Linked DNA regions of Mus musculus: region 1 is linked to region 2. A link is a loop called in an ENCODE intact Hi-C map of the cell type or tissue named here. Cell type or tissue: left cerebral cortex. All regions are shown on one strand. Links, peaks and the distances in the headings refer to the core of each region. The heading gives the core; the rest is flanking DNA.

Region 1 (8,987 bases), core at 716-8,715, 120 kb before region 2:
GAAGCTTTAAAAATTTTCTCTTAGAATCTCTCTTGAGAGTAAAACCCTACCTTTGCACCACTGTTTAGGATTCTAAGACACTCAGTGACTGTGAAAAGACAGAAGTTGCCCCAGAAAAATCCACAGCCCCCCCCCCCCCGCAAGAGAGCCGCCTCTAAAACCAGGAAGGTTCCCAGAGCCATAGGTTCCCAGCGCCCACACTTTGCCGGTGGCGGACGGGCAGGCTGAGAAAGGATGGAAGAGACTGGTGAATCCTCATCAAACACCCCTGCAGAGCTTTGCACAAAATTCCCAGGCTTTGCCGGTACACCGGGACCCAAGAGTCGGCTCAGCTGAATCCAGTGGTGCTGTGAGGCCCAGTGAACGCTCCTGAGCTTAGAGAAAAGAAACTCTTGGCTGAAGAGGGCTTTGTTAAAGCTCCCAGAACCTCCGCAGAGGCTCGGTCCCTGGCCCTGAAGGTCCAAAGTTCGGCACTCCTGGAAAGAAAATTCATTCTTGAACTAGCTCTATTTTCACTAGAAGGGGAAAGGGAGTTTCCAATTAGGCGTGCAAAATAAAAAAGCACAAGAAAGCTGTGATACACATCCGGAGAGCGTGCTCTTTTAAAGAAAACATGTGTTGGGGGAGGGAGGGAGTAGTAAAAATCCCTTATCTTTCTCCATGGCTAAGCCAGCAAAACGAGCTACAAATCCGTCCCCAGAGGAATCGCTGTCCCTAGCGTCTCCTTGTCCCTCCCCCGTAACTCCCTCACACAAACTGAAAACACCTGCCTTGCTTTAAATTTTATTTAAAATCTCAACACTCCATCATTTGTTTCGTTTTATGCAACCAAACAAGTAATAAATATTATTTAGCACTTCTTTTTCTTTACAAAAATAAAACAGGTGATAGATACACTCTGCAGGGGCAGCGCGGAAGAGGTGGAAGGTTAGGAGGCAGGCGCAGTAAAGCCCACGTTGTAATGCAGGTCGCGCCAGGGAGCGCGCATGAAGGGGTTTGCCCCTCGTGTTAACGGTGGCAAAAGGTGTGTGTGTGGGAGGGCAACGACACAGAAAGAAAACAGCGGGCTTAGACGGAGGGGGGAGTCACGTGAACAAAGAGCTTCGCATCGCGCATTTCGTTGATATTATATTTACACACACAAGAAATTATTAAAAACCCAACAGAATACCCCCTCCCAAAAAGCTCAAACTATATTCACAGCAACTTTTTGATGTTGTTCTTTTGTCAAGCCCCCAGGTACCAAAAAACAGCGTCCCCAGTCGGGTAAGAAACCAATTGATGTGTGCTTAGAATGTGTGTTGCGTGAGTGTGTGTGTGCGTGTGTGTGGGGGGAGATCTATTTAAAAATAAGACCCAAAAAGGATTCCGTTCCATATCGGGACTTTTGGGATTATTCCATTCCACAAGTGCTATTTTAAGCGTCTGTAAAGCTTGCTCCTGTGCTCTGAAAAGGAACATTCACAGATTTGTTAGGAAACCACAAATCAACAGGAGAGACAACAGGAGGGAAGGCCACACTTCTGAGACCACAGGACCCTAAGTGCTTCTGATACCCACGCCAGCGTCTACTAACTTAGTGCCTGGCCCTGGGCCAGGGATGAACCTGCAGGGTGAGGCCCAGAGGTCGCTTCTGCAGTGCGGTTCCTGGGAGTCTCCTACCCCGCCTGAAGTGGGGGAAAGAAGTCAAGTGCAGTGCTCTGCGTCTCGTCTAAGCCCAGACAGGGAGTCAATCTTTGTACACCGGAAAGTTAGTTTTTAGACTTCCTGGGGGTGCAGGCAGGAAGTTCCAGGGATGAAAGTACCCGCGCGTTGTGGCCGTTTTGTACAATGGCGCCTCCCAGACCCTTGGAGTGTTCAGCCAAAGAGTCAACCAGGTTCTGGAACGAACGCATCTCTCCATCGCTTCAAATGCTCCCATTGCTTCGGTTCCCATATATTCGACTCCCCATAATCCCCTAGGCCCAGCCCGTGGTCCAGCTCCCCTTCTTGCAACAGAGCCCCGGAGCCCCAGCGCTGGCCTGTCCGCGCTGCTCCGCAGCCCTTGGCTCTCCAGGACGCACCCCCGCTGGCCGGCTCACTTGGCGTCGGAGGTGAGGCGCGGCAAGGTGCCGGCGCCCATAGCCGACACGTGGTGGTGCGGCGGCGGCACCTGGCACATGCTGCAGGGGCACGGCATGCCGCCCCAGTGCTGGAAGCCACCGCTGCCACCGCTGCCTCCACCCCCGCCTCCGAGAGGGGCGGCTGCGGCTGCCGACGGTGACTTGAGCAGGCCGTGCGGAGGCCGGATGGATCCGACCGAGGACAGCCCGGAGCCCGGTAGAGAGGCGCTGGACACCGCTGCGGCGGCGGCGGCTGCGGCGGCGGCGGCGGCTGCGGGAGGGAGGATGGGGTGGTGCACGGCCGGGTGGTGCGCGGCGTGCGCGGCGGCCGCGGGGTGCGCCGTGGCGGTGGGTAGAGGCGCCGAGTGTGCCAGCCCGCCACAGGCCGATGGGTGGAAGCCGGCGTGGTGACCCCCGTAGATCTCGCTCACCAGTCGCTTCATCTCCTCCAGCGAGTTGGTGAGCATGAGGATGTAGTTTCGCGCCAGCAGCAGCGTGGCGATCTTGGAGAGCTTGCGCACCGACGGCCCGTGCGCGTAAGGCATGACCTCCCGCAGGCCGTCCATGGCGATGTTGAGGTCGTGCATGCGCTTGCGTTCGCGGCTGTTGATCTTCAGGCGCAGCTGCTGCAGCTCGGGCTCAGTCATCTGCTTCTTGTCTTTCTTGGTGGAAGACGTGGCCGCCGAGGACGTGGACGAGGAGGTGCTGGAGGAAGATGACTTGAAGCCACCGCCGCCCAGTTTGTCCCCGGGATGCGCGCCTGACGCGCCCATGGCCCCTCGTAGCTCGGAGCTCAGCTCTGGCGGGCAGTCGCTCGGCGTGGACGAGGACACAGTCCCTCCTGTGAAGCCGCTGCTGCTTCCCCCCTTGCTCCGGGCGGGCAGAAAAAGATCATCGGGTTCTGGGGACGATGGGCGACTAGACACCAGGCTGGCGTCCGAGTCCATGGCCCCAGGGATGATCTAAGCTCTCGAATGATCCTTCTTTTTTCAACCTTCCGAACTTGAGGAGAGAACCAGACAGATACACAGACACAGACACACACATACACAGAGACAGACAGACAGACACACAGGGTGTGGAGAAAGAAGTGAGACAATCGCCGTCCCCGCCTGCACGGCAGCTCCAGGAACCCGCAAAGGTGGTTGGCATCTACGCCGCGGCAGTCTGGCCTTCTAGCAGCCCGGGGCATGCAAGTTATCCTAATCTCTCTCCTCCCCACTCATCCACCGGTTACTTTATTTCAGGGACTTCTGGGTGGCCCTCAATGAGGGACATTCTAGAGGTTTTATTTCTTCAGTCCGGCCTGGAATAAATGAGGACTTTTCTCTGGACCGGAGATCTGAATAGAGAAGTATTTTCTATCTGGTGCTCAGACGCATCTGCCTTTAACGCCATCTACACACGCAGCAAACGCCGGCAAGCGTGAACACACGCACTGGCAGCCCGCATTGGATTCACTTTCTAAGCGCTGGTTCTACGACCGCGCGGCTAGCTTGCGGACTCGCAACAGGAGTTATTGGAGCCTGGGATGCTGCGGTGAGTGTAGACACCCAGGCAGTCATTAGTACCTATTGGGGCGGGATCTCGGCCAGTAGGCCAGCACTGTAGGGTGCATCCTAAATCCTAGCCACTTTGGAGAAGTCGGTCTTCGGGGTTTAGGCTGGAGCAGTTAAGGGGCGGGGACACTTACTGTGAATTAGATTTGAGGTGCTCGCTGCGGAGGAGAACCTGGCTCTGGGCGCTGGTGTTGGCTCGGTCTGTAATAAGCATCCACACCTTTCGGGGTTCCGCTGGTTTTTATAGCTGGGTGGAGGCAGCAGCGACGGCGGTGGCGGTGGTCCGGGCGGGGGGCGGGAACAATGTGCTTTTCCTGGAGGGGCAGAGGCGCCAATGAGCTGGGCCGGCCCGAGGGGCTGCGAAGCTGATGTCACCCGGCTAATTCCGCTCAATGAAACCCGCCGGGCCCGGCACACGCCTCCTCTCAGCACACAGCCAATGGGCGCCCGCGGTAGAGAGATTCGCGAGGAGGGATGGGAGGAGGGACCTGGGCAGGGAGAGGAAAGGGCGAGCTGAAGAAGCGGGTGGGCTAGCGGGGCTGCTAAAGAAGTCTGGGGACCCTGGCAGAGAGGGAACGCCTGCAACTTTCAATATAAATATTGTCACTGTAGCGTCAGGCCAGGGTACGGAGTGAGACGGGGAATCTGCAAACTCGTCCGATGGCCAACCAGTTCTATGGCTGAGAATGAACACCGAGGTTGCTTGCCACACCTGGAGTTTTTGCTAGCCCTCCCGCCTCCTCCTGTTTCCCGCTGCCGACCTATCGAGTGATTTTCATCAAACTGTGACCATTTGTGGTTGCATAAGAAAACACTAGCGGCGCAGAAGGCCCCCACTCCCTTAGCTCCTTTCTACTTAGTGGCAGTTGCTGCAGCTTTGGGGACAGGCGGTAGCGCCCCCAGGTGGGGGCATGGCCTTGGAGAGCACGGGGCGGGCAAGGAAGCAGAGAAAGGTTCTTAGCACTCTGGGAAGAAATCGCAATTCATTATAAAGTTTAGATTGTGTAGAAGCTCCGGAGAGCTATTTTCAATACAGTCAAAGCGCCAACGCATCGATGGTTAACGACTTCCACCTCATTCATTTTCAGGGAAACCCAGCCACTGAACTTCCAACATCTTGGTGCCCAAGCCTTGGAGTAGAGGCAACATTATTTGCAAAGAATTATCGGAGGCTCTCCGCTGTGGATGGGAGTTGATACTTGAAACACACTCCTAGCTGCCTTGGGACGTCTTTTATAGGTAGCAGCCTCTCTCTCTCTCTCTCTCTCTCTCTCTCTCTCTCTCTCTCTCTCACACACACACACACACACACACACACACACACACACATACAAAGCTGAGAAACTGGATCTGGGTGAATTGCCTGGGGAAGTCTAGAGATAACTATACACTCACCCATTTTATGGAAGTGAAAACCTAGGAATTGATTTCAGCAAGCCTCCAGGAGAAAATACGGCCAGGCCCATACAGGTGACCCTGCCTACCGTGGATGGATGCGAGCAATTGGCAGTGCCCAAGCATGGGGGCAGTAGGTTGTATCCCCACCCCCAACTGTTTCTCACATCCGGACATTTCCAGCTCAAATGCGTTTTGTTTGTTTGTTGGGATATTTATTTTTTACAGATCTCGGGTGCTACCTCTCCTCCACCCCCCAAACATAAGCGCCAATTCCTTCTCACGGAGTTTTAACGGTCTTTTCTCGTTACTTCTCATTGCTTGGTATTTGAATTCGCATATGTAGTTTTAACAAGCAAGCAGACAAACAGTAATTGGTCTTCTTGTAGCAAAGTCAGAACAGGCATGAAAACTCAGGCGATTGCTCCTCATTTCGTGCTAAGTTCTCCCCCGCCCCCCCCCCTGGGGTCCACCCTCGAGTGTCAGTGGGCTGGCGCGTTTGCCCCTCATCTCGTGCCTTCTGAAGCATTGTTTTCCGACCCGCGTGTTTCCCAGCTGGCTCTGCAGCCATCCGTTAAATATGTATTTAAAACATGAAGAATTGAAGCGTGGTGATAATGTCGCCCAACGGTTATGAGGATGACCCATAACCGTTCAATTAGCAGAATCTGTCACACGGGGCTTGTGGTGGGGATTAGGAGCTTGGGCATGTGAGGACCACTCTTGGGCCTTCGTTGGCAAACCGCAGAGAGGGCGTACGTGGGGGTGAGCTCTGTGGGGCCACCAGCTGGGATGTGGATCTCCAAAGTCCCTAACAAACCTCAGGCGGTACAATATGCGGGAGATAGGTTGCAGCCACCCAGGCTAGTGTGACTGCCCGGAGCATCCGAGCGCCCAGGTTCCTTCTTTTGTTGCGTTCTACTGGTTTGTCTCTTCTGCGTCCGGAAGTCTGCGGGAGAACTGCCTGACATTCTGTACACTTGGTCCAGTAGCTGGAGTTGGAGACCCGGACGAAAGTTGGGGAAACCTTTCTACAGCGGCGAGCCTGGAAAAGGAGCCGGAAGGCAAGAGCGCAGCGCTAGCTGGCTCTGCGTCCCCCACCCCCACCCCCAGCCTTTCCACTTCCCCTAGCCCTGTGGCTAGCGTAGCAGCCTGGTTAGCTAACTAGCTTGTCCCAGCAGTTCCAGGCATCTGGTGGTCCTCACTCTCTAAGTCGGAAGCTTTGACGGGCAGCTCCCAACTGTCTCCTTCTCCTCTCAGCTGCCTTCTCTTCGTCTGAGAGCTGCTTGCCGCCTGAGGGCCATCTGTGTCCCTTGGTCTCTGGCTCTGAGGCAAGTCAGAGGCTGGACACAATTCCGTGCGTCTCCTTTACTCCTCCCACCCCATCGGAAACTAGTCGGGGTTAGCCCCCGCTTGTCCTTCTTGGTCCGAGAGATACTTTTCGCCGGTGTCAGGATCTAGCTCCTGCCTGTGTGTCCTGGGTGGGCCCTAGAGACGCGTTTCCAACCAACACACGCAGCTGGACCAATATGCCTTCCCTGGGAATGGAGAGTTCACTTGCCTAGGCTAATCGGCAGGCCGGGCTCCGGGAGTTCCTGGCTTGCCTAGGCGTCCTGAGCTGTTGGCCTCCTCCTTCAAAACGGAAGACGTGTTTTTCCCTCTCCTTTGTGTTGCCTTTGCACAAAAGGCCGGGTGCGTGTAAGGGCCGGCCTTTGCTCCGCAGCCTGGCGGCCCAGGAGGAGCCAGTGCCAAACCGGCTGGGGCGACTCTCGCGGGGCTCCAGGGCGCAGACCTCCCACCGATTCCCTGGTTCCCTATTTGGTCCTGGCTCTCCCCCTTCCTTTCCCTTCCTTCCTTCCTTCCTTCCTTCCTTCCTTCCTACTAGCATTCAGGCAGCGATTCTGCCTGGCTGCCAAGAAGAGCGGTGTCCTTGCGCAGAATCCTCCCGGGGTGGCGGTGGCAGGCAAGGCTTCTGGCACCGGAGAGTGGGGGTGAGGACTGGAGGTCCGGAAGCCAGAAGGACTGTAGAATGGCAGCTTTGGAGCTCAACCGTGTGCGGTAAGACACTCCAGGAGTCAGAACCCGGCGGAGCTTGGCAAAACTCAGCGTGAAGCCCCAGCCGGACCTCGCCAGGGTTTTGTACGTCTGCCTGCCTGGCTGGCAGGTGGCGTGCATGCGCGCGGTGAATGTTTCCAAAGGCCTTCTCAAGCAATTGTGCAAGGACTAGTAACAGTAAAACAGTGCATCTGTGGGCAAGGATCTATTGGTGTATTCAATAAACAGGTCATTTCTGTACTCCGAATTGTGGGGTGTGAGTGAGCCTTTAGAATGGCAGAGCTGGTGATTGCTTCAAGGTTATCTGAGCTGCGCCCCCCAACACCCCGCCCCCTCCCCCGCACGCGTTCAGCCGGTTTTGACTGGCTCTTTCAGTTACTCTCTAGCTGGCCCTAAAGAGAAGCATCGCTCCCATTTTACAAAGAGAAAACTAAGTCTTGGAGAGACGTGAGCTACTTTCCCAGGTCCCAGCCACCTGCTCTTAATGATCCTGGCCACTGAAATGCATCTCTGTCCTGATCCAAGTTCTTGGTGGGATGACATCCGGGTAGCACTGGACAAGGATGGAAATGAACTTCTGTTGGGCTCAGCACACAAACTGGTTGCCCAGTTCCCCTCTTTGGCGTTGGCATTGAAGGGTCATTGTTCCCATTTTACAGATACCACTGATTAGAAGTCAATGTTGGGGTTGGGTTCCAAGTCCTCCACAGCTTTGTTCTAAACTTCCATTCTCTTCCCTGCTTTTGCCAGGTGTCCAGGAGTTACTTGGCCTCTGCTTCTTTGACCAAAGTCAGGAATGGTTCACTGCTCCGGAGCTAATCTCCTGCCTCCTCAGAATTATTCCAGTGTGTGCGATGTGGAGGTTTAGGTGGGGGAGTCCAGGCTTCCAAGCACTTATGGGAAGCATCCCCCTCCTTTGACAAGTCCTGTGTGCCCTTTTAGTTGTAAAGTGGATTTAGCCAGTGCAGACTGGATTCTAGAGAAGCAACTAGTTTCTGGGAGCAGAGGAGACCCACCCAGGCTAACAAGAGGTGATAATTCCCTCTATTGGGTTTCGTGAATAAGAGGCACTTGTACTATTTCCAGCACCTCCCTGGTAGGGTAGACCCAGGAGCACCCCACATACTGAGGAAGTGGAGCCCATTACCACTGCTTGCCACTCTTCTCTGGCGAGGTGGGGGGTTGGGGGGTGTGGACAAAACCGCAGCAACTGTTGCACCCAGCTGCGGGCTGCAAGTTGCATTTCAGCCCGAGGGGCCCTGACCTCCCTTGCTTCTCCCCCTTTCCACGGACCCATTCTCAGGAGTAGAATGTTCAAGGCTCTTTTCTCACCTTTGTACACAGACTCCTCCTATCCCTTTGTGGTCACCCCACCCCCACCCCACCTTCCTCTGGGGCCCAGCCCTTCCCCCACCCTGAGCTTCAGGTCACCCAGCACTCCCACACTCTCGCCCCTTCTTCCTTTTCCGAGCTCCTTCCGCAGGCTGGAGCTCACTGAGCCCCGCATTCCCGGGATAGAGGTGAGTCAGTACCACTAAGTGGGGGTTAGTGGTGCGATGGCCACACTGAGTTTTATGCACGCGCCACATAGACAACAGCGTTAACTAGGTTTCCCCCATCTAGTTAACCTAGTTCCCAAGAGATTTAATGAGGTCTAAGGTTGCCCCTCGGATCACGGGGTGGGAGGTGGGGGGGGGGGCGCGAAGCTGGGAGTTGCAGCATCTCCCCTTAAGGCAAGTGAAGACCTCGTCAGACCTGAGCTCAACTACCAGGCTCTCCCAAGGCGAAGTGAGCCACCTGCTGTTTCCTCGGAGCCCTGGTCCGGGGAAGCAGAGATGGGTTCAGGCTGCTGCCCCTTGGCTTCAGGCCAAGCCGA
Region 2 (8,987 bases), core at 530-8,529:
TATAATTTATCTTTAAAAATAGGTGTTTTAAAAAGCAAGTATTTTGAAAGATTGTAAGTTTCTTTGTTTCCTTGGTTCAAGCAAAAGCCTTGCGTTCCAGCCACACAGGAATGGCTAAGCCGCAAGAGGACCTTTGATTACAAGGCTACAGAGCAGCCTTATAAATGAGGTGTCACGCAGAGGTGCCATAACTACAAGCAATTGTTTATGGCATGTCTTCTTTCCAATTACTCTTTTTCCTCCATATATAAATACATCCTATTTTGATCATATCCACCCCTCGTTCCCTACACACATCCCTTCCTAGCTTTGAGCACACTTTCTCTCCACATATGTATGACCTAATGAGTCCTAATGGTATTGCCCACATTCACATATGGGAGGTGGGCCATTCACTGTGACATGGACAACCTACCAAAGTCCCACCCCTGATGAAAACTGACCCCCTCCTTCAGCACCTCCCCCCAAGTAGGGCTGGGGTCCTGGGAGCCCTTCTTTTACCCATTCTGGAACGCTGTTCAGTGTGGGGTTTGTGTTTGTGCAGATTGTGTGAAAGCAGATATCTCAGAGTTCATGGGAGCAACATCCCTGTTGTATCATGTCCAGGGGACACGTTTCACAGCTGTCTGAGTCTCTGGTTCTTTTTATTTATTTATTTATTTATTTATTTATTTATTTATTTATTTTTATTAGATATTTTCTTTATGTACATTTCAAATGCTATCCCGAATGTTCCCCACACCCTCCCTCTGCCCCGCTTCCCCACCCACCCACTCCCGCTTGTTGGCCCTGGCATTCCCCTTCCTTCCATGATGTTCTCCGAGTCTTAGGGAAAATGGATCTGATATAGCTGGCCCATTTGGGGATGAACTATCTATCTGTGTTTTGATCATTTGTGGTTCTCTGTGTTGACTTCCATCCATTGTTGAAAAGCAAGCTTCTCCCGTGAGGTGTAAGCCAGTCTAATCTGTGCGTATAAAGATAAGTATGTAGAAGGTAGTGACCATGTCAGTTAGCAAGATTCAGTAGTAGGCTCTTTCCTTGAGTCTATGGGGTCCTAGCCATGGATTCTCCACCAGGCTAACCACCACATGCATGAGTTCCCACCTGTCAAGCGTGTCTTTCAGCCAACTGTTGGCTACCCCCAAGACATTTGTGCCACTATTGTTAGCAGTGGGCATTGATAACTTTCAGGAGAGTTATTAATGTAGCTTGCTGGGTTAACTGTTGGTACCCTTTCTTTCCTGGCTCTTATAACGTTGTGATAGGTAACCAACAGAGAGTAATTTTCCAGTTCAATATCACTTTGATTTCTCCAGGTTCTACTACAAAAGTGCATCTTCAGTGATAGTGTGTGAATCTCTGCAGTTGTTTAAATGGCCCCTATAGGTGCGTATGTGTGAATACTAGGTCCCCAGTTGGTGGAACTGTTTGGGAAGGATTAGAAGGTGTGGCCTTGTTGGAAGAGCTGTGTCACTGGTGTGGGGAGGTGCACTTTGGGAATAGTGTCATTTTGAATTAGTTTCTCTTGGCATCCTGCTTGTGGATTAAGATGTGAGCGCTCAACTGCTCCAGTCACCTGCCTCCAGGCCTTCACTCAATCATCAAGGACTCTAACCCTCTGGAACCATCAGCCCAATTAAATGTCTTCTTTTGAAGAGTTGCCTTTGCCATAGTGTTTTATCACTATGGCAACGAAAAAGTAACCAATCCTACCACAAATCTGATGGGCAACTAAATGGTCTGTGCTGTGTTAAGGGTGTCTTGGAAGCCCTTCTAATTGTTAGCCTGTGTGCACACATGCATGTGCATGAGCATATGTGTGCACACATATGTGTGTTCACATGTGTGAGTGCTTCTATCTGTGGAAGCCAGAAACCAACCTCAGGTGATTTTCCTCAGGAGCATCCACCTGGTTCTTAAGATGGATCAGGTCTCCTTCAAGGATTTGCCTGTTTCTGTCTTCCTAGGTGCTAAGATTAACAAGCATACTGTCAATCCAACTCTTTCTTGTGGGAGCTGGGGACCCAACCCAGGTCCTCATACTTTCATGGTAAGCACTTTATTGAGTGTGGTGATTTTAATGAGATGCCCCCTGTAGTCTCAGGCATTTGAATACTTGGTTAGTTGGAGCTGTTTGGGAAGGACTGGAGGGAGGAGGGACTCCAGTCTCTTGGAGTGGGTGTCTGTAGGTAGGAGACTTACTTTAACTTTCATCCTGTCGGAAGCTGCTTGACATTCCAGAGGAGAACTGGAAAGGCCAGTGTGACAGCCAACTCTGGGAGGAGCCTCAGGGAGGGGCTGTGGGGAGGGGCCTCGGGGAGGGGTTGTGGGGAGGGGACTCGCGAAGGCAGGGGGGGGGGGAGGGGGGGGGAGATGGTTAAGTGATGCTGATGCAAGGATGGAGCTGAAGCAGCTTTATGGGAAGGGGAGGGGCTGTGACAGTGCAAGATTTCCGCGTGATTAGGCAGGCTCTCTGCTTGACAGTTTGCGTCCTCATTATTATTCATGGAATTCTTGGCATAGCGGATCACAGTGGACCACGGGCGCGTCCAACCAGCAAGGTGTTTTATGTGGTGTTTTTTGGTTAGCCTAGGACCTGCCAGCAGCAGCAGCAAACATCAAGCTAACTTTCTCAGAAGCATCCTAGTCTTCGAAGGTGGGGGAGAAGTTGTTCCTTGGGAGATCCCCTGAGTATCTTAATTGATGGGTGCATTCAGCACTCAGATACAACACATTTCTATTTCTTACAAAGGGTGACTAGAGAGGTGGCCCAGTGGTGACAAACGCTGGCTGCTCTTTCAGGGACCAGAGTTCTATTCCTAGCACTCATATGAAAGCTGGGAATCCATAATTCCGGGTCTAGTGACTCCAATGCCCTCTGCTGGCACATAAGTGGCAGACAGTTATCTCTGCGGGCAAAACGCCCATACACACAAAATGAAAATATTCAAAAGGGTGAAAAGAGACACAAAGGGGGCGCCTGTCACTGTAACAGGAATCCCGCAGAAAAACACAGCACCTTTGAGATCACCCTCAGCAAGGTGTTCAACCTCAGCAGGCACTGACGACCGGAGGCGATCCGCAAAACCACATACGTGTGGAATGAGAAAATTCCACACATCTCTCTCTCTCTCTCTCTCTCTCTCTCTCTCTCTCTCTCTCTTACACACACACACACACACACACTTAAAAAAAAAGAGTTTGGAAATTCTCCGAAACCAAAGATGAAAGTAACTACTAAGAAGTATAAACAGGAGGATTAGCCAAAACCTAATGTGCAAAATTAAGTACTTTTTAAAATAGAAAATACGGAGCTATAATTTTAATTTAAAAATGAAAATGCAAGGAAGAGAAAACATTTTCGAGGAGGAAAAAGAAAGAAAGAAAAAAAAAAGATGTTATAGTTACATTCCAGAGGCAGAATGGCAAGCATCTGGGTGCTAATTGCCACCATGCCTGAGAAAATATTCTCCGTAAAGCAGGTAGAAATAGCAAGAAAAAGAATTAACTTCTAAGGATGTCTGCAGTGGTCCTCTGTCCTGAAGTGCTGCTCAGTATTTCATAGACATAGCTTACCCTGCTAAATCAAAATGCAGAATGGAGAAAGACTGCCCCACACTTGCTAAAGGAAAATGTCTTCTAACTTAGAGCTTAATGTAAAGGTAGATGACACTCTGGCTCTTGAAAGCCTCTTCCAGTCGATCATTTTGAAAACTTCTAAACTTCAAAACTTTGCTTTGGGTTTGCAAGCCCTGCTGAGTTAAACATGAAACCACCAAAAGAAGTTTAAAAGGAGAAATGGAAAAGGTAAGAAAGCGGGCTGCAGGCAACAAAGTGTCCTGGAACATTTAAGGCTGCTTAAACAGTTCAGAACATCTCTAAATGAAACCAAGCACCCGGCTAGGACCTAGTTAGGCCATGTTTGATGTTGCAACATTGATTTTCTATCATGCACTTTGAGTTAACACAGAGATACAACTTAATATGGTAAGCATGGCCTCTCCCTTTCGGGTTGCAAAATCAGAAGAAATACAACACACTGACGACTTGGTTTGAATTAACGGCAATGGATATATAGGATATTATGAGACTGAGTTGTTCTGTGACCATTTGCTGCTTACAGCTTCCCCATTTAACAGAATCCATACACTGGCCACGTTTAAAATGAGAGTTCTGTTACAGAACTCTGACGAGGGAGGGAGGAGGTTTTTTTATTGTATAATCTTCAAAGTGCTTAATTTGTATTAAAGCTAAATCCAGGGCCTCTGAAACCTCAGGGACTCTCGATGTGGATTTTGGGGCTGGTTCACACACCTTGAGACAAAGGCTTATAGTTAAGATATGGAGGGAAAGGCGGTGTGGTGTGTGTGTGTGTGTGTGTGTGTGTGTGTGTGTGTGTGTGTGGCGAGTGAGTGTGAGATGCCGGGCAAATTTATTCCTGAAGCAGCCTGGAATGGGCTTCAGGAAAATGGACAGAGTGTCCCCCTGAAGAAAGGCCTCTAAGTAAAGCGCACTGCCATTCAGAAGATTTGCTCTGACACTTACCAAGTGGTGCTGGAAGAAAGGAAAATCTGTTGTCAGGTTTGGGGTGTTTATCAGCTCCCCGTGAGACACTTGACCTAATGCTGCGCTCCCCCCACCTAATCCGCTGATCTGCATGCCGTGGCCTCCCAAGCCTCGGCCCACAACCGCTGGCAAAATTGCCTGGGACACTTATCCCAACGCATTGATCCCTTGATATATTGTGCACAACTCACCTACTCCCCCCTCCCTCCCACCCCCTCTTGCGACTCCCCTGAAATTTAATTCTGCTCACAAATTGTGAAATAAGTTGTTTGGGCTGGATTTGTGGAGTGAATTGTCTCATTAATGAAACAGTCTGTTCATTATACAGTTGAAGGAGGGAAGACTTAGCGCTCCCATACCCCGGGACCCAGGCAGGTTAACGTTTTTAGACTGACAGTTGACAAAGGAATGAATAGCTCTCTGCTGTCAAATCAGGCTTACAAACAGCTTGGCATACAAACAGTTACCGCTTGTGTGCATGCGGATTTAGGGTCCCCGTCTGCTAATGCCCCAGATTTGTAAGTACAAATTGGTTAGTCTTCAAACTGTTTGCGAAAGGAATAAAATGACCAAAAATTAGTTTGTTTTTAGCCTTGTCCCCTCCCCTCCCTGCTCCCGAAAGTGAAACATGAAAAAACGAAAAGAGAAGGGTAAACTAGTGTGTAATGGTCTTGTGGGATATTGTTGGGTTTTTGCTGAAGGCGTTAAATTAAACAGGACTATTGTTTAGCAGGGAAACAGTCTGTCTGCCAGCACCCTGCTCCTCAGAAAGCAGCTGAAAACTAACAGGACTCATTGGAGATGTGAGATTTTAGCAACAGAGCAGAGAGTGAGGTCAAAAACTCTGTTTCTATCCATTTTAATACCTGTTGCTTCAACCTGGAAGCAAGGTCTCTCTACTTTTAAATTGCATTAGTTGTCTAAGGTGGGTCATTTAGATTTCCAAAACATTTCATAGGCAAATATGCTTAAACTCAATAAAGTTTACTTTATCTTTTTAAAAAAAGTTTGGTGAGCAAATTAAACTAACACAGAAGCATTGAGGGATAAAACTGTGGTAAATAAGGTGAATTTTTTTTCTTTCCTTTTCTTTTTTCTTTATTTTTATTTATTTATTTATTATTTGCTGCATGATAATTTTTAGATTAAACTGGCTTTGTGTTAATTTATAGAGAAAACCAGCAGAGTGATGGTTACAAGTTTGATTGCCTTCAAGGCGGATCTAAGTCTCTACCTTAAGAATTCCGTTCTTTGTTGCCACACGGACTTGGCCAGGATGGCCACTTTCCTTGTCATCCTAGGCTTTTCTTTCTCACACGTCATTAAGTCCATTGTTAAATTTTGCACTGCGCCCCAAACACATTCCCACACCCCAACTTTGGGGAACTCTGCAAGCAGCAATTGTGAATTAACTAAAAAGTCCTTCCAACTTTTTCCCTGTCTGTGACCGGCCCCGGCGCTGGCATTTTGCAGCTCGGAGAGACCAACAGTAACTTGCAAAGCCAATGGCTATTAGTAAAGCAAGCACCTTGGGCTGTAGGAAAGGAACGGCCCCTCATCCCCAATATGACCTGGCTTGTTTTTTTAACGATGCCATCCGAGCCACAGAATACGGGGCACCGGAAGACTCTTGTGGCAGCATCAGTCCCATTTTTTTTTTTTCATAAAGTTATCGATTAGGCCATGACCACAGCTCTCAGCTTCTCATAGTCTTCAGTCTGAAGACTGTAGCCTTTTTTCTGTTGCGGCCAGTTAAGCCGAGGAGAGCTGCACAGACTCAATGGCCTATTCAACGCAGTGGCTCCGAGGGCCAGACCCGTGGTCCCTCTGTTTCCCACCTCTCTCCTACTCCCAGAATCCCGCAGTCCTCGCCTTTGTCGTGTCATACCTTTTCATCAAACCCAAGATTTTCTTTCCTACTTCATCACAATATCTCGGGCATTTCAACGTTAGAGATTATAACTTCTGAACCGTATTCGAAGAAAACACAGACACTTGGTGAAAGGTTGAAAGAGAGAGGCGTGCCCCTAAGTGTTGTATAAAACAGCGAGTGGCTGCCTTGCCAGGGAAAGCTGTCAGAGAATGTAGGCGTCTGGATCTTCCAAGGCTGCAGGGAATGACAGAGGCTGCAGCAAGACCGAAGCGGACCCACACCTGCGTACTGTCTTGTTCTTAGGAGGAACAGGAGCTGACAACGGGAAGCAGAGCTTAACCGCAAGCCCTAACGGAAACAAATGAAGAAAGTTCGGATTCTTTCTTTCTTTCTTTCTTTCTTTCTTTCTTTCTTTCTTTCTTTCTTTCTTTCTTTCTTTCTTTCTTTCTTTCAGCTGCTTCTGTAACAGGGACAAGCTTGGCGGGCCGCAGAAGAAAGCGGCTTTTCACCTGCACGTACTGACTTCCGGAATGGCAAAACCTCAGCTGTTCTGAAACCCAAGTTGGTCTTCACGTTTTATGAGAGCCTTCTCTGTCTCATCTATAAAATGGGAACCATGGCGTCTCTTACAGTTCTTATGATGAATAATTAATTGTAACACAGTGTCTGGTCTCTTGTCCAGGAATCAAATATAAATATGCTTGATTATTACAAAGAAACACACACACACAGAGACAGAAACAGAGAGAGAGAAAGAGAGATGCACACACGTACACACATATCCCCTATATCTTAAAGCTCAAGCCCAGATTTAACCAACTTTGAACTGAAGATATTCAGAAAATGTCATCGGCACCGAACATGTACACTCTTCCTTGCCATTATCTCTATACATATCAGGGCTAACAACTATCTATATAGCATTAAAAGGTTACTTAGGCATGCCTTAGAGTATGCAGGACTCTGCCATTTTGTACAAACGACTTGAACACTCATGGGTCTTGGGACTCAACCCCTTGCAGGATGCTTGTACATATTCTTGTGTGGTTTCTGAGCAATCTCAGGTGGGGACGGCAGGGGGAAAAGGACCTAGCATATCTTGGAGCATCTAAAGGCTCACTGGGATATGGAGGGTGAAGGCTGTAGCTCAATAAATAACATGGAAAGTAAAATATTGGGACTGGAAGGATGGCCCAGTGGTTAGTTACACTGCCAGTACTGCCCATTGCAGAGGGTCTGAGTTTGGTTCCTCATACCCAGGATAGGCGGCGCACAACAGGCGGTCACTCCAGTTCCAGGGGAATCGGACATCTCTGGTTTCCTGACACACCTTCACATTCTCCTCAACCTCCCCCATACACACACAAAAAAATTGTTTTTTTTTTTATTAAATTATATGTCTACACATAGACACATGCACCTGGATTTACGTGCAGTCTGTCCTCTATACTGGGACCTCAGATTTGCCAACATAGAAGAGAAATACCCACAACATCCCCTTTTGTTAAACATTTAGGGACAATGCCAGGTCTGATCTGAAGGTTTGGGTCCCTCGTTTGATAGTGGAAGCAACTGCAGATCAAATTCAAATGGAGTGACTCCCCAGCCTCTGATTCCCCGGAAGCATAGACTTTGTCTTCAGCACGGTTATCTGAAAGGAAGCGCTGTGGCGCTGTAACTGTGTTCTCATCAGAACATGGAATTCTTTTTTTTTTTTTTAAGATTTATTTATTTATTATATGTGAGTACACTGTAGCTGTCTTCAGATGCACCGGAAGAGGGAGTCAGATCTCATTATGGACGGTTGTGAGCCACCATGTGGTGGCTGGGATTTGAACTCAGGACCTCCGGAAGAGCAGTCAGTGCTCTTAACCGCTGAGCCATCTCTCCAGCCCAGAACATGGAATTCTAATTCCACTTGTATGAAACAATCTGGGTGAGCGCTTCAAGGGTTATAGCGGTGCCTGTGAGCCTGTGAGCCTGTGAGCGCTGTTCTCAGAAGATCTCTTCATTCTCAGTTGAATGCCCTGGTGCTACTGTCACGATTCATGAGGGGAAAAAAAAACCCTACTGGTTACTTTTAACTCTTTAAAAATGTAACTATAAAAACAAATCCTCCTTATGAAAATATACTGAATTGGTAAATGTCTTATGGTTTCCATTGCTGTGAAGAGACACCACAACCAAGGTAACTCTTATATAGGACAACATTTAGCTGGGGCTGGCTTACAATTTTAGAGGCTCAGTCCATTACCTTCACAGTGGGAAGCATGGCAGCCTGCAGGCAGACATGGTGCTGAAGAAGGAGCTGAGAATTCTACATCTTGTTCTAAAGGCAGCCGGAGACTGCTCCAGTAGGTGTGTGTGTATGGACAGTATGTAAGACCTCAAAGCCAACCTCCACGGTGGCATACTTCCTCCAACAAGGCCACACCTCCTAATAGTATCATTCCCTATGGACTATGGGTGCCAATTATAAACGACCACAGGAAAACTACATGTAACCATGGCCTGAGAGTAAGACAGCAAGCAGACCAACTGAAAC

What was found. Peaks named below come from ENCODE experiments on the same cell type or tissue, not always from the same donor. Only the 100,000 strongest peaks of a DNase experiment are listed, where the experiment ranks them.
Region 1: a loop joins it to region 2, with 2.1 times the contacts of the local background. A loop is called at or near these places in 2 of 42 quality-filtered maps.

The regions. Positions count from the first base shown.
Region 1 is chr16:91,220,462-91,229,448 of GRCm38, reverse strand. Olig2 (oligodendrocyte transcription factor 2) reads right to left here and starts at 3,899. Exons shown (of 2, transcript NM_016967.2): 1 at 3,796-3,899; 2 at 772-3,104. The coding sequence starts at 3,049. The coding sequence ends at 2,078. It overlaps Gm52261 (a long non-coding RNA gene), which reads left to right. Exons shown (of 2, transcript XR_003951962.1): 2 at 1-870. In left cerebral cortex, for the core only: a CTCF peak has its summit at 4,551 (motif pointing left); DNase peaks (open chromatin) are centred at 4,056, 4,485, 6,831, 6,987 and 1 more place; H3K4me3 peaks cover 4,463 bases; H3K27ac peaks cover 2,448 bases.
Region 2 is chr16:91,101,293-91,110,279 of GRCm38, reverse strand. It overlaps a transcript of 4932438H23Rik not described here. Among named protein-coding and RNA genes, the nearest start is that of 4932438H23Rik, 37 kb to the right of the region's middle. In left cerebral cortex, for the core only: no CTCF peak of the experiment used is centred there; no DNase peak of the experiment used is centred there.